2 separate regions of the Homo sapiens genome follow, and region 1 is linked to region 2. Evidence: chromatin loops called from intact Hi-C (ENCODE). Cell type or tissue: PC-3. All regions are shown on one strand. Links, peaks and the distances in the headings refer to the core of each region. The heading gives the core; the rest is flanking DNA.

Region 1 (5,380 bases), core at 98-5,097, 110 kb before region 2:
GTAAAGCATTTGGAATCATGACATGTAAGGGAAGCTGAAGGAGCAAGACAAGAAAGTCTTAGTGGAAACAAGGTTTCTGATTTTAGAGATGAATGCTCCTATGAAAGAAATACCAGATTTATTGTTCATGACTTATTATTCCTGACCGGATTAGTATTCATGACATCCAAGGACTGATCTGGGACCCATGAGTGGACATAGAGGTAGATTCCTGGCTTGGTATGAGGAAGAACAGTCTGTTTAGCACCAGAATCGGCTGCCTCATGAGAGAGAGAGTTCCCCTGCATTCAAAGTGTGTGCAGGCAGAAGTAGTCTGTTTAACAAATTAACATTTGTTAATAGGACATCTTGCTTCCAATAGAGAGCTTGTCTAAGGGATGGACTCAGAGACGTCCGAGGCCCTTTCAAACGGGGGCACCAGGATTCCAAGTTTATTAACGAGTTTTCTCAGATCTGGGAATTCCCCATCATTTTTCAGGCCCTATCTCTCCCTTTGGTCTTTGCAGAAAGCCTGCAGTAAAAACACTTCACATTCCCCAGATATCATTCTCCCCACCCAGTTGAAAAGGTGAAAGTGACATACTTCAACCTGAGAGACTGCATTCTTATCAATACTGCTCAGGGCAGAAGTGTGTGAAGCCACTGAAGTCTGAAGTTCACATTTCCCTCTTTTCTCAGAAGCCCCTGCTTTTACAGAAACTTCTTTCTTCTCTTAGAACAAAGCAGTTTATTGAGCTCATGACATCTTCATCAATATATGAGAATATATAAAGATTAAATAGGGCCTGGGACATAATAAGTGCTCAATAAATCTTTGTTGAAAGAATCAATAAATACATTTTAAAAGCAAGAGAAGAAACAGGACAACGCTCAACCCAAAAGGCAACTATCTTAGCTGTCCCAGGCCCATCTGTACGATAGGATGAATATACTAACGGTGCTTTGCTCTTGGGTTAGTCTGTGGATTGGATAATATAATGAATGTAACATGCTTAGCAGAGTGTTTGGCACATATTCAAGGCTTACCAAATGCTGAGGCTGGGTGTGGTGGCTCACGCCTGTAATCCCAGCACTTTGGGAGGCCGAGGCAGGCACATAGCTTGAGCCCAGGAGTTCAAGACCAGCATGGGCAACATGGCGAAACTCTGTCTTTACAAAAAAATTTTAAAAAATTAGCCAGGTGTGGTGGCAGATGCCTGTGGTCCTAGCTACTCAGGAGGCTAAGGTGGGAGGATCACCTGAGCCCAGGAGGAAGAGGTTGCAGTGAGCTGTGATCACGTCACTACATTCCAGCCGGGGTGACAGAGCAAGATGCTGTCTTAGAAAAAATAAAATAAAAGTAAATTCGCGCAAGTTCTCTTCTCTGTTGTTATAATTATTATTATTATTGTTGCTTTAAACAATGTGATCTGAAACAGGGTGGACAAGGGAAAGAGCTGTTCGGGATTAGAACAGGGCTTCTTCCTGGCTATCCCCCCCACCTTTTTTTTTTTTTTTTTTTGAAATGGAGTTTTTCCCTTGTTGCCCAGGCTGGAGTACAACGGAGTAATCTCGGCTCACTGCAACCTCCACCTCCCAGGTTCAAGTGATTCTCCTGCCTCAGCCTCCCAAGTAGCTGGGATCACAGGTGGCAGCCACCATGCCCAGCTAATTTTTGTATTTTTACTAGACACGGGTTTTCACCATGTTGGCCAGGCTGGCCTTGAACTCCTGACCTCAGGTGTTCCTCCTGCCTCGGCCTCCCAAAGTGCTGGTTACCCCTTTTATCGCATCACACCACGTCTTATCACATCATCTGGGATTGGCAAACTATTTCATGCAGATTTTAAGGAGAGAAAAACAGACCCTCACTTGGCAGAGGGGTGCATTTTCTTGCTTCAGAGGGTTGGATTGCCGAGAGAACCAGGGACTTGTGCTCATTGCCTTGGTAATTACAGAACCCTCTGTAAGATGGTAGATGTCAGAATTACAGATGCAAATGAGCCCTGGGCTTCAGAGGAAGTTAAGGGTAGTCTGAGATTTTATATTGGGAACGTCTGTTGGAAAATGTCATAAAAGAATGAGTCTATGATTTAAATTTTCAAAAGTACTTACCAACAGGTGGGAGAATTTGTGAAAACCAAAACATATATGTTTTTTTAAAATCTTGTCGATTCAGGCTATGTGTGCTGCCAGTCACTCCTGGGGGTTGGGGCAGACCAGGCCCACTGCTACCTCATCTTCCTTCTAGCCTGAGCTTCTGTTGATGTCATCCCTGTCGGACCCTGGATGAGAAAGAAAACGGGAACAACACGAGGAAGACGAGACATCTTCCCCAGTGAGAAATCTGCAAGTGTGCCATTTTAGAGTTCGTGGTAACATCTTTTCTTTGTTCTTTTTTTTAATTTAATTTAATTAATTTTTTTTTTTTTTTTGAGACGGAGTCTCACTCTTGTTGCCCAGACTGGAGTGCAATACCATAATCTCGGCTCACTGCAACCTCCGCCTCCTGGATTAAAGCAATTCTCCTGTCTCAGCCTCCTGAGTAGCTGGGATTACAGGCACCCACCACCACGCCTGGCTAATTTTTGTATTTTTAGTAGAGACGGGGTTTCACCATATGGGCCAGGCTGGTCTTGAACTCCTGACCTCAGATGATCCGCCCACCTCAGACTCCCAAAGTGCTGGGATTGCAGGCATGAGCCACCGCACCCAGTCATCTTTTCTTTGTTCTAACAGTTCTAGCAAAGCACTGTTCCTCTCTGCAAGCAGGGAAACTCCTAGAGTACTAGGCTATGTTTGGGAGGCCAAGGTGGGAGGATCAATCTGGGTCAGGAGTTTGAGACCAGTCTGAGCAACAGAGAGAGATCCTCCCCATCTCTTCAAAAAATACAAAATTATCTGGGCATGGTGTTGCACACCTGTAGTGCCAGCTGAAGGAGGGACTAAGGCAGGAGGCAGGAGGATCACCTGAGCCCAGGAGCTCAAGACTGCAGTGAGCCACGATTGCACCACACTCCAGCCTGGGCAACAGAGCAAGACCCTGTCGAGAAGGAAAGGAGAGGAGAGGAGAGGAGAAGATTTAATGTAGGGTCGAATGATTTATTATCATTTAATTTTTAAAAAGACAAAGGTTAAAAGAGATTCTATTGTTCAGTATGATTCACTTGCTAAGTGTTGTGAAGGGCCTGTAATTCAGGTCCCTAATGACCCATGAAACCAAATGCCCTGGTGAGTCAACCTCAAAAATTACCTAGTCATCTGATAAGTATTAAGCACAAACAAAAAACACTTGTTAAAAGCTGCAGACAGTATCAATGTGTATTATTAGCCAGTTATAACTCAAGCCTTTAAAACCAGGCAAGTCACAATAGGCTCTTCAAACACCTTTCTGACATAACTAAGGCAATCAGCCCATTGCGCCATAACCAGAAGACAATATCTAATGGCAATTGCCATGTATAGTGTGAAGGCCTTTCCTTGTGGATTCAGAATGGAGCATGGACCACAATTCTCAGAAGCGACTTCTAGAGAGGTAAACTATGTTCTTCCCATTCCTCAGATAGAGAAAGATCAAAGCATGTATATAAGTAATTTGCTTATTTTCAGACTATGTTACATAATTAAACTATATCCCAGGGCAGATCCTGCATGATAACTTTTGTGGGGGGAGTGGGGGACAGAGTCTCACTGTCATCTAGGCTTGAGTGCAGTGGTGCGATCTCTACTCACTGCAACCTCCACCTCCCGGGTTCAAGCGATTCTCATTCCTCAGCCTTCTGAGTAGCTGGAATTACAGGCGCGTGCCACCACGCCTGGCTATATAGTCACCTTTTATTAGGTGTAGGAAGTCATAACCTTATTGTTCCAGAAGACAGAAGTTGTCTTTTTTTACCTGAATTTCCCAAAGATTGCTTCTCAGAAACGACTGCTTTAATAGTCCCCAATTGGTGTGAATGGAATAGTTAATTAAAATTCTATGATGAAGTGCATTAGAATTTGCAATAAGCCTCTTGCCTTTTATTCACTCCAGATGACTGCCTTCTGACATCATTGTTTTTTTTCTTCTAGATGTTGGGTGTAATGCCAGCCATTGTTACAATAGGACATTGCATTTTATACCTGAGATCACTGACTGGTTGTCATCAGATAGAATCATGTAGTCCCCTGTTGTACAAACAGAACATTCTGATGACTATTCATTAAGTGAAATATAATGGAACACTTAAAGTGACCCCAAGATTAAACCCTTATTTGGGGTTTGTCTAATGACTAATGGTCACTACCACCAGTTTGGAGACATTACAACAAAACTCTGCTGCTGACAAAAATATTAACCATAAATGATGAGAAATTTTCAGTTGGGACCAAAAGAACATCTGGAGGCCATTAAAGCAGGAGAATTTTCCCTCTATGTCCTGATTGCCAAACTTAGAACCAACCACCCAGAAACTGTGGCCCTCATGCTAACTCAATGTTTATATTTCATTAAAAACGATTTCAAGGGTTTGCGTCTTGCACTTCATGGCCCAACTCCCATGCATACAGCTTTTCATCTCACTGAGCATGTCCTGGAGCAGACGAGCATTCCTCACCTCTTGGTTTCAGAAGAAGGAGCTTCTTGGGGAATAATTCCAGGTTCTTTTTTTGCATCTATAATCTAATCAAGAATCTGTAGGTCCTACCATCCTAGGATAAATGAGGAGAAGAAAACAAGGATGCAAGACCCAACAATAAAAATATTAGAATTTTAAAAATACTATACTAGAGTTTGCTTTTAAATACCTAGTAAAGCTACAATAAGTCATGAAATTGATGAATGGAAAGTTATATAATTTCAGCTGTATATTAGTTGCTTTTTGCTGCTATAACAAATCACCACAAACTTTGTGACTTAAGACAGATGTAGCCAGGCACGGTGGCTCATGCCTGTAATCCCAGCACTTTAGAAGGCTGAGGCAGGCGGATCACCTGAGGTCAGGCATTCAAGACCAGCCTGGCCAAGATGATGAAACCTCATCTCTACTATAAATACAAAAATTAGCTGGGCATGGTGGCACCTATAATTCCAGCTACTCGGGCGGCTAAGGCAGGAGAATCAGTGAGTCGAGATCACACCACTGCACTCCAGCCTGGGCAACAGAGCAAGACTCCATCTCAAAAAAGGAAAAAACAAAACAAGACGGATATATTACCTTACAGTTCTTGAAGTTAGAAGTCCAACACAGGTTGCACTGGACTAAAATCAGGGCATCAGCTGGGCTGCATTCCTTTCTGGAGGTTCTAGGGGGAAATCTATTTCTTTGTCTTTTAGCTCCTTGCAGCTGCTCCATTCCTTTGTTTATGGCCTATTCTCCATTTTCAAAGCCAGCAAAGTTGCATCTTTTTAACTTTTCTTCTG
Region 2 (5,380 bases), core at 59-5,058:
CTGGGCCACAAGAGGGAAACTCCATCTCAATAAATAAATAAATAAATAAAAGCTCCTGAGGGCCTCATCCTGGGATTCCTTCCCCTCCTCAGAGCCTGCGGTGAAAGCAACTGACAAAACCACTCCCTGTGGGGCTTGGCACTCTGCTTCCTTTTCTTCCTCATAAATATCTCAAAGACTATTCCTTTCCCCGGACACAGACAGACCAGACGATGTCTCTAAATTCATAGAGCTGGAAGAGAAACCAGGTGACCCTTTCCCCTTCCATTTGCAAAGCTGTATATGCACTTATGATATTCCAATTTTACTTTGCATGAAACCCCCCAGGTATTACTATGAAAAATGTAAATCCCTGAGCATTTTTCTCAGAGATGCTGACTCCATTGACATTGTGAAGGGTTCAGAAGTCCACATTTAAAATAAGCAGGTCAGGGTATTCAGCAGCACACTCAGGAAAATGCTGACCTCAGCACAAAGGAGTTGCTTAAACGACAACAAATTCATGAATGAACTGATAAACTAACATGGATGCTTATGTTGTTAATATTCTTTAATTTGTACACTTATTTTACACATACTATTTTAAATAAATGATATAGTTCACAATTTGTAAAAGCTTTGTAAAAGTTTTTTTTTTTTTTTTTGACTCAAAGTTATGCTCTGTCACCAGTCTGGAGTGCAGTGGCCTGATCTCAGCTCACGGCAACCTCTGCCTCCAGGTTTAAGCAATTCTTGTGCCTCAGCTCCCCAATAGCTGGGACTACAGGCACCTACCACCACACCTGGCTAATTTTTTTTTTTTTTTTTTTTTTTTTTGTATTTTAGTAGAGACAGGGTTTCACCATGTTGCCCAGGGTGGTCTCAAACTCCTGAGCTCAGGCAATCCGCCTGCCTTTGCCTCCAAAGTGCTAGGATTACAGGTGTGAGCCACCGAGCCTGGCCATTTGTAAAAGTTCTTAAGAGTGGTAGATCACAGTGGATAACCTTATAAAACCATCTAACATCAGAATTTCTGGCACTTCCTGACATGTTACCCTGAGCAAACATTAAGCTCTCTGCATTTCCGTTTATTTATGTATAAAATGGGGATGATTATTGCATCTAGTTGTGATGTATATTAAATCAGATTATGCATGCGGAGTGGGTTAGTGTTCACCCCAAATTCATGTCCTTCCAGAAACTCAAACTATTACCTTATGTGGAAATAAGGTCTTGATAGACTTACTTTCTTAAGATGTGATCCTATCAGATTAGGGTTGGCCCTAAACTTAATGACTGGTGTCCTCATAAGAAGAGGGGAGGACACACACAGAGATGTCCACATACACAAAGAAGAAGGTCATGTGATGAAGGAGGCAGCAGACTGGAGTGAACCAGCCACAAGCTAAAGAATACCAAGCAGGGTGGCCACCACCAGAAGCTGGAAGAGATGAGGAAGGATTCTTCTCTAGAGCCCTCAGAAGGGCCATGGCCCTGCTGACACCTGGACTTAATTTGGTTTTCACTCATTTTTATTTAGTGATTAATTGATTGATACAGGGTCTTGCTCTGTCACCCAAGCTGGAGTGCAGTGACATGATCACAGCTCACAGTAGCTTTTAACTTGGGCTCAGGTAATCCTCCCATCTCAGCCTCCTGAGTAGCTGGGACTACAGGTGCATACCATCATGCCTGGCTCATTTTTTATTTTTTATTTTTATTTATTTATTTATTTATTTATTTATTTATTTATTTATTTTGTGATGGAGTCTCGCTCTGTTGCCAGGCTGGAGTGCAGTGGCACGATCTCGGCTCACTGCAACCTCCGCCTCCCGGGTTCAAGCGATTCTCCTGCCTCAGCCTCCCCAGTAGCTGGGATTACAGGCGTGTGCCACCACGCCCAGCTAATTTTTGTATTTTTAGTAGAGATGGGTTTTCACCATGTTAGCCAGGATGATCTCGATCTCTTGATCTCGTGATCTGCCTGCCTCAGCCTCCCAAAGTGCTGGGATTACAGGCGTGAGACAGGTTCTCTCTCTGTTGACCAGGCTGGTCTTGAACTCCCAGCCTCAAGCAATTGTCCCACATTGGCCTCCCAAAGTGCTGGGATTACAGGTGTGAGCCACTGTGCCCGGCCTGACACCTTGACTTTATATTCTAGCCTCCAGAACTATAAGAGAACAAATTTCTCTGTTTAAAGCCACCTAATTTGTGACACTTTCTTACAGCAGTCACAGGGAACTAGTACAGGAGGTAAATATTTAACCTGGTCCTAAAAGAAAAAAAAAATGTTTAACCTGGTCCTTGGCACAGAGAAGACACTCACTAATAATTAGCAATTTTGTTAGGTAAATGCAAACTTCTGTGCCAGTTATTCTAACTTGAATCTTTCTCCCTTGCAGTTCTAGTTCTACCCAATATTCAAACTAGTGCCTCCTACATCCCATTTTACCTTGCATTACACTTATATGAGTGTTTTAGCTCTCCTTCTGGCCTGCAAGTTCCAGGCGATGGAAACACGAAGCCTTATTCAGTTTCTGTGTTTATGACAGTCCCAAGCACTGCAGTAAGAAATATTTGAATGCTTACTAGGGATTGGGAGTAGCACTAGGCACGGGAGTTATAAAAGATGATTATGATGCTGTCTCTGCCCTTCAGAAGCTGGAAGGTTTGTCGGGAGGGTGATGGACAAATGAGTCACTGTGGGACTCCGGTAAATGCTATAACAGCCGCGGTGAGAGCCAGGGGAGCAGAGCTGACTCACCCTCAGGTGGGTGCACAGGTGAGACTTCACCCAGGAGACCACTTTTCAGCTGAGGCTTAAAGTGTTACAAGCAGAGTTCCCTTGGTGGAGAAACAAGAGATCGCCGGGGTTCCAGGCATGTGCAAAGACCAGAGTGTGATGGCCCAGTGGGCACCACTGAGGAGTTTCAACTCTGTCCTGCAGAAATAAGAAGAAACCACAAGTGTAATCACATTTAAATAGATTCTTTTGGGGCAAGGCCAACTGTCATTCCTTGAAGGAAGTGCTTACTGAAAAGCCTTAACACACCAGGCATTGTCTGGTTGGCTGCTGGTTCATTTGGGGTCATCCCCTCTTTCCTGAGTCCTTGAGTCACTCTGAAATCAAAGGGTAGCTCCTGAAACTTCTCATGAGCTGTGCCACGGTGACATTAGGACAGGAATTGGGGGTGGAAGTGAAGAACTGAGTGGGCAGGAAGGTCTGGAAGAGCCCAGCAGAAATAGGACATGACTAGGGGGCCTAGACAGAAAAAGTAGTGAGCAGAAGAGAAAAAGAGGGCAAATGAAGGTAAAAGTTCACTTCTCTCTCCGTGAACTTGGAAAAGACCTGGCCCTCCAGTGAGAAGTGGGCTGGGCAAGAATGAGCTGCTCAAATCCCTAGGAGTTCTGGAAAGGTGGGGGAAAAAGAGATGACAGCCTGAGAAATCATACCAGGGCTGAGAAGAGGAGGGAAAGTCTCTCAACTAAGAGCTGAAACAGAATTCCTAGCTTGTCTCATGACTTAGCACTAACAATGAGGTCTCAAGATGGGTGAGAGAGTGGATGCCGGCCAGGTCTCCCACCAAGTCCACAGGGCATCGGCAGAGGAAAGCCTGTTTTGCAGATTGAGATTTCCCATAAATTGTTACTCCTTATATGTATTTTACTCACAATTTGTCTCATCAACTTTATCAAAGTAAAATTTTAGTGCAATAAAATACCACCATTTAAAATGTATGCTTGTAATCCCGGCACTTTGGGAGACTGAGGTAGGAGGATTGCTTGCAGCCAGGAGTTCAAGACCAACTTGGGCAACATAGCGAGACACCATCTCTACAAAAAAAAAACAAAAATTGTTTTAAATTATCCCTGCATGGTTGTGCACCCCTGTAGTCTTAGCTACTCAGGAGGCTGAGACAGGAGGCTCCCTTGAGCCAAAAAGTTCAAGGTTGCAGTAAGCCACGCGTGACAAAGTAAGACTCTGTCTCAAAAAAAAAAATGTACATCTGATGAGTTCTGACAAGTGTATATACTCAAGTAAGCAACCGCTACAGTCAAGATGCAGAACAGTTCCTTCACCCCAGAAAATTCCCTTGTGTTGCTTCCCAGCCAATTCCCCTCCCACTCTCAGCTTCAGGCAACCCCTGATCTGCTTTCTGTCCATGTAGATTAGATTTGTCTTTTAGAGAATTTCATGTAAATGAAATCATACATTACATAGTCTTTTGTCAGCTTGGCTTCTTTCACTCAGCATAATGTTTTCGAGATCCACCCATGTCACTGTGTACATCAGTAGTTTGTTCTGTTTTTGAAGGCTAACATTTCATTGTATGAATATAGCTCAGTCTGTTTATTCACCTGCTGATGAAATTAGGGTTGTTTCCACTTTTTGGCTATTATGAATTAAGCTTCTATGAACATTTGTCTACACGTCTCTCTGTGGACATGTTTTCATCTCTTTGGTGAACATCAGGAGTAGAATTGCTGGATGTATTTCTTAAAGTGCATCATTAACTTTTCCACAGTATTTCACAATGTGAGTTTCCCACCACCAACGTCCACGAGGTCCATTACTCTGCATTCTTGCCAACACTGGCTTTGAACTTGATATGTCCTTTTAATTTTAAACATTTTAACGGGATGTATCGATGAAAAGAGTCAAACTCTGTAAAATATTCAAAGAGATTTATTCTGAGCCAAATATGAGTGACCATGGCCCCTGACATAGCCCTCAGGAGGTCCTGAGAACATGTGCTCAAGGTGGCCAGGGTACAGCTTGGTTTTATATATTTTGGGGAGGCATGAGACATCAATCAAATAACTCAGAAATAATGTTGGTTTGGTTCAGAAAGGTGGGACAACTCAAAGCAGGGGGTGGCTTCCAGGCTATAGGTAAATTTAAACATTTTCTGATTGACAATTGGTTGAGTTTGTCTAAAGACCTGGGATCAATAGAAAGGAAATGTTCAGATTAAGAAAAAAGATTGTGGAGACCTGAGGTTCCTTCAAAGTCTCATAGTGGCTGCCCTTAAAGACAATAGATAACAAATGTTTCCTATTCAGATCTTTAAAAGGTGCTAGACATTTAGTTAACATCTCAGGATTGGGAGGGCCTGGAAGAAAAAGATCTAGCTATGTTAATAGAGATTCTTTACAGATGCAGATTTTCCCCTACAAAGGACGGCTTTGCAGGGCCATTTCAAGACATGGCAGAAAAACATGGTTTGGGATTAAATATTTTGATTTTTTTCCTTGTCTTATAACGTTATGCCAGAGTCAGATTGGAAAGTAAGTCACTATGTATAGGGTCAAATAAAACCCATCTGATGAGAATTATGGCTTGTGGGGGATGACTCTCCAGACCCCTTAGATAGGAATTTGGGCAAGATAAAAACATCAG

Evidence for each region. Hi-C counts contacts between places; a loop is a spot of excess contacts. Peaks named below come from ENCODE experiments on the same cell type or tissue, not always from the same donor. Only the 100,000 strongest peaks of a DNase experiment are listed, where the experiment ranks them.
Region 1: it touches region 2 in a loop (4-fold over the local background); 6 of 110 quality-filtered maps call a loop at or near these places.

The regions. Positions count from the first base shown.
Region 1 is chr10:29,861,006-29,866,385 of GRCh38, reverse strand. LOC107984173 (a long non-coding RNA gene) reads right to left here and starts at 5,369. Exons shown (of 3, transcript XR_001747288.1): 1 at 5,175-5,369; 2 at 4,575-4,668; 3 at 3,888-4,146. LOC124902402 (a long non-coding RNA gene) reads left to right here and starts at 3,360. Exons shown (of 2, transcript XR_007062100.1): 1 at 3,360-3,514; 2 at 4,051-4,486. RefSeq lists an enhancer at 3,673-4,872. In PC-3, for the core only: no CTCF peak of the experiment used is centred there; a DNase peak (open chromatin) is centred at 3,215; H3K27ac peaks cover 1,212 bases.
Region 2 is chr10:29,755,414-29,760,793 of GRCh38, reverse strand. No RefSeq gene overlaps it. Among named protein-coding and RNA genes, the nearest start is that of SVIL, 120 kb to the right of the region's middle. In PC-3, for the core only: no CTCF peak of the experiment used is centred there; DNase peaks (open chromatin) are centred at 2,663 and 3,043; H3K4me3 peaks cover 1,190 bases; H3K27ac peaks cover 2,880 bases.